Linked DNA regions of Homo sapiens: region 2 is linked to region 1. Evidence: chromatin loops called from intact Hi-C (ENCODE). Cell type or tissue: endothelial cell of umbilical vein. All regions are shown on one strand.

Region 1 (2,500 bases):
GACCAGCCAGAGCATGGCGGCACACGCTTGTAATTTCTGCTACTCAGGAGGCTGAGGCACAAGAATTGCTTGAACCCAGGAGGCAGAGGTTTCAGTGAGCCGAGATTGCACCACTATACTCTAGCCTGAGTGACAGAGTGAGACTGCCTCAAAAAAACAAAAACAAAAATGGTGACTCATCTTCTTATCTCCATTTTACAGATGGGGAAACTGATGTTACAGAGAGGAAGTAACATGTCCAAAGTTTTCTAGCTAATGAGTAGTGGACTGAGATTCAATCCTGGACCCCTTTACCTCCTAAGACCATTTCCTTGTTCTTCTATACAGCATTATCTCCTGATGTAAATGTTAACATAAATGAAACCTAATTTCAAAGATTTATTTTTGGAGCTGGAACTAACAAAACATTCCAAAATCAATTAGCAGCATATTTTTACACTTTTCCTCTATTTTTACACATGAGGACGAAGAGGTCGTGTGAGCAACCATAAACACGTATTGAATCTTTGGATCAGCTACCATCCTTCACCTTTAAGGTTTTATTTTCAATAAATAAAGAACAGAGACTTAGCCTGGCAATAAGTGTGCCTGAAAAATGCTGGTTGGGATAGGAAGTGTTTAAGTAATGAATTAAATCGTGACTTGCTGTGTCAAGGTCTATATTAAAGAGAAACATAAAGGAACATGTGCTTTTGAGAGAAACAGGGCCAGCGTGTGATTTTTCCAAATGCTTTAAGAGCTGTGGTTTCATGTAAGTGTTACTCGCAAGCTGCCCACAAATGCTGCCACCCGGGCTTCCTGTGCCGGGTCTCCCTGGAAAGCCTGAACGAGCTTTGGCACTGAAAATGATCTTGTCCAGGGCCAAGAATTTAACACAATTAAATTTCTCCCTCTTGACTGAGAGGCCTGAAACCTAAAGCTGCAGAAAGGCGGGAAGGAAAGAGAAGTATGAAGGCGAGAGCCCACTACTAGCTCATGGTAGAGGAGTAAATTTCGCCTCCACTCCTGCCTTCCAAGAGCCAGCATCCGGCCAGACGTTTAGTTTCCCTCTTTGTCTTTCCAGACGAGGACAAAGTGCATGCCACTATCTGGTTCTTTCAAGTCTCTAAGAGTCTCTGCCAGATGCTTGGGTTGATATTTTGAAGCAGTAAAAAAGAAAGAAAAGCAGAGAGAGAGGTGACTAATTCTGTGGAGAATGTTTGCTCTTAACATTCTTCTCTAAATATTTGGGTTATTGAAAGGATCTAACAATATCTTATTTTATAAAGAAGCAGAAAAACAGTGATGGCTGGGCCCAGTGGCTCATGCCTGTAATCTCAGCACTTTAGGAGGCTGAGGTAGGATTGCTTGAGGTCAGGAGTTCAAGACCAGTCAGGACAACATAGGGAGACTCCATCTTTACAAAAAATAAAAAATTAGCTGGCCATGGTTAATCCTGGTTAGCACACCTGTAGTCCCAGCTACTTGGGAGGCTGAAGTGGGAGAATGACTTGAGTCTGGGAGGTCAAGGCTGCAGTGAGCCCACCACTGCACTCCAGCTTGGGCAACAGAGCGAGACTTTGTCTCAAACAAAGAAACAAACAAACAAACAGACAGACAAAACAGTGACTCTGAAATCAGAACTAGATTCCTAACCAGCTCTCTTATTTACTGGCTGTGAGCTTTAACCAAGCCATTTATGTGAAGATGTGGTATTTTTATCTGTGAAACGTGAATACTAATACAATACAAAGTACCTCATGCAGCTTAATAAAGAAGAACTACTTTTATTATTATAACTGTAATGAAACTATGTCCTTATTCTGTTGTATTCTGATAAGGATTTCCTTTTGAGATCATAAGCTCAGGGACTCATCTATGAGGAGGGGTGGTGTCTTCCATGAAGGGCTGGATATTTTTGATGATGATCATTCAGGGAAGGCATGTACCCTCAGTTAGGAAACTGAAATTAGACCAGAGAACTACCTCCCTCCCTCTCACTGTCCTGCATCTACAGCTCAAGGAATCCAGATACCCTTACAGGCCCTCCTGAATAGCAAGGTGGAAACAAGGAAGGGGCCACAAGCTGAAGATGATAAGCTGTACGGTGTAAACCAGATCGCATGTCATACAGGCAGCAGATTACAGCAGTGAAGGGTAGAAACCCTGAAGTCAGAACATCTCCCGTTGTGCATTTGAAGCATTAGAAAAGCAAACTCTCCTAGTGGAAGGTGAATTTCAGGACAGAAGGTGGGGTTTGGCGTCTGAGTGCTTCTGCCCAGGTGGAATGGGGCTTATTTCAGTAGATTTCCTTGCAAGTCCTTTAAACTTCTCGAAGCTTTCAGTTACATCTATTGCGCCTCGTGAAAACTCTAAAATAGGAAGTTTGGACATTGTTACTTCTATTTTTATGAGTTAATAAGTTTTAAAGAGATTACATGACTCGCCCAGGATCATGAGATTAGTAAATGGCAATGCCCAAGGAAAATCCAGTTTTTTTAAAAAAAAATTATTCCCAGTC
Region 2 (2,500 bases), 360 kb before region 1:
TATAGGGAATGGCTCAGGTACAAGGCTCGGCAGAGTTTTACCGATAAAAGGACAATAGACTGACTGTCCAACACTCATAAGAAGGAAGCCAGCCCTGGGAGTGTGATCTAGCTGGGAACCCAAGTCATCACAGCTGGATTCAGAGTCCCAGGGCTTGCCCCACACTTACTAGCATTTGATGATGAGTCTATCACGCTCCAATCCCAAACTAGAATTCAGTGCCACAGAAGCAGCCCTAGAGGAAACAGTGGGGCAGGATTTCTTTGTTACCCTGCAGGGAGTTCAGGAACAGATATTCTGGGTGTTTTAAGGGTCCTGAGGATTCGCTTTAGTCAGGTACGGTAAGATATACAGACGCGGAAATGGCCATCAGGAAGGAAGTGCATTATACATACAGATCCCTAGAAACTGGGGGCAAGGCATGCTCCATGGGGCCACACATGGAAACATCAGGGTCAGTCAGGAGGCAGAGGGAGTGAGGGGGAAATGTGGGCAGAGCCTTATTGCAGTTTCTGTGGGAAGGAATAGGAGAGGCAGGGTAAGCATGTTTGAAATTGGCTACTTTGAATAATTTCAATGGGGCTCTGGGGACTAGGGACTCTCCCTGGTTGTAGTGTGTCTGCCTCTGGGGTGATGAGGGTAGGAGGATAGTAGCCCAGGGCTACTAATAAAGAACCCCCTTTCATAGGCAGGGGCTCCTGGAAGAGTTGGTTACTATCTCTAGGAATTGGCTAACCTTCCGCAGACCCCCTAGAGTCAGCAAGGCCCCAGAAGTTATGGCATCAGAATACAGAAAATTAAAGTCGTGGTTAATACAATGGGATAGCCACAAGGATTTGTCTAATAGGTTTGCAGGTGCACAGAGAGGTCTCTTTCCCAATTCCCAAAATGGAACTACCACTGTGGGGAGGTTACAAATTGCAAGGAAGAGCTGCCAACTAGTAACATTTCTGCATTTCTTAGGCTTAATTAGTATTATACCCTACATTAAAGAACATTCATGAAAATAAGCCATGCTTATATAGACAAGTATTTTTTCAAATATATTCAATGATATAAATTAAACATCATTGTAAAAGATCTTTACAAACCCAGAAATTATGGGTCATGTAATTTACACTTATTGCCACTAGATGGCACTGTAGCATATTGCTCTTGCAAAAGATGCCAGCTCAGTTCAATTAAGATTTTTTTTTTTTTTTAATAAAACATATGGCTTGCAACTAGTTCTTAATAATGTAAGAATCTGGCCAGGCATGGTGGCTCACACCTGTAATCCCAGTGCTTTGGGAATCAGAGGCAGGAGGGTGGTTTGAGGCCAGGTGTTCAAGATGAGGCTGGACAACATAGTGAGACTCCCCATCTCTACAAAAGATTTTAAAATTTACTGGGTGTGGTGGCACATACCTGTAGTCCTAAAGTTAGGAGGATCCCTTGAGCCCAAGAATTAGGGGTTATAGTGAGCTATGATTGTGCCACTGCACTCCAGCCTCTGCAACAGAGCAAGACCCCATCTCTAAAATACCAATAAATGGTAATAATTCAATAGTCTGATGACTTTTGGAAGATGCAAACATTCTGTTCTTTCCAAAGCTCCTAGAATTAGAGCTTTGCTAAAGCCTGACCCAAATCTCTGAAACTATACAAAAATACATGTATGCCTGCACATGTGTGCATTTGTCTGTTGCGAAAGGGTCCCAGAGCTCTCAGTAGAGTTTTTGAATACTCTGTGGCCTTCCTCCCCATCAGAAAAGAAGCCAAACACCAATCCTCCAATCCCTAGCTAGTCATGCCTGTTTGAGAACTAACCTTCTGAGTTCATCTCTTCATGACGTCTCAAAACTAAATAGGATGGAAAGAAAATAACTTCTCAGGTACCACTTTTTGACATTTAAAATTTTTGTCCCCAGTTTGTGAGAATGGGACAATAAATGCTTTTAATAACAAGGGTTGGGTGTTAGCAAGCTGTAGCAGACCTAGAAGGCCAGATACAAATGTGAGGTGAAGCAGAGATGGGGCAGTGAGTCAGGAGACACTGTCAAGGACCTGTTATTTTGTCTGATAGACACAGAGCAGTGAGTGCAGCAAGAAGCTCTACCAGAAGGAGAAGGTGGGGCGACAGTCCCAGAGCCAGCAGCCTCGAAGCAAGTGCCTGACACTAAGGTCCTAAGTGAAATTCTACCCAACAGGCATGGGGGACAATTTCATTCAGAAATATGGGAGTAACTGACGGAGAAGGAAAACATGTAACCATTCTTACGGTCACAAGTTCTGGTGTGCAAAGGCACGACTTTATCAAGAATTGAACTTTTAGCTCTGATTTCAAGCCTCTATGTTCACATGGTAGCAGGGAGAAAAATATTAATATGAAGCACTACAGCTCTTTTGAACACTTACTGAGTTTGCGGTAAATAAGCCCAATGGGACCTGTGTCTCCAGCTGTAGCATCAAGGCAGGGGTAGCCGGTCCATCTTGCACTCCCCTTGCTGGTGTCTGCTGT

Evidence for each region. A loop is a pair of places that touch in the nucleus more often than their neighbours do. Peaks named below come from ENCODE experiments on the same cell type or tissue, not always from the same donor. Only the 100,000 strongest peaks of a DNase experiment are listed, where the experiment ranks them.
Region 2: a loop joins it to region 1, with 4 times the contacts of the local background. A loop is called at or near these places in 10 of 110 quality-filtered maps.

The regions. Positions count from the first base shown.
Region 1 is chr1:244,963,458-244,965,957 of GRCh38, forward strand. LOC124900416 reads right to left here. Exons shown (of 4, transcript XM_054328428.1): 4 at 1,747-2,351. EFCAB2-AS1 (EFCAB2 antisense RNA 1) reads right to left here. Exons shown (of 2, transcript NR_111907.1): 2 at 1,747-2,500. Among named protein-coding and RNA genes, the nearest start is that of DRC8, 5.0 kb to the right of the region's middle. In endothelial cell of umbilical vein, no CTCF peak of the experiment used is centred here; DNase peaks (open chromatin) are centred at 214 and 954; H3K27ac peaks cover 2,388 bases.
Region 2 is chr1:244,602,476-244,604,975 of GRCh38, forward strand. All of the region lies in intron 17 of CATSPERE (catsper channel auxiliary subunit epsilon), which reads left to right. Among named protein-coding and RNA genes, the nearest start is that of DESI2, 49 kb to the right of the region's middle. In endothelial cell of umbilical vein, a CTCF peak has its summit at 1,128 (motif pointing right); no DNase peak of the experiment used is centred here; H3K27me3 peaks cover 210 bases.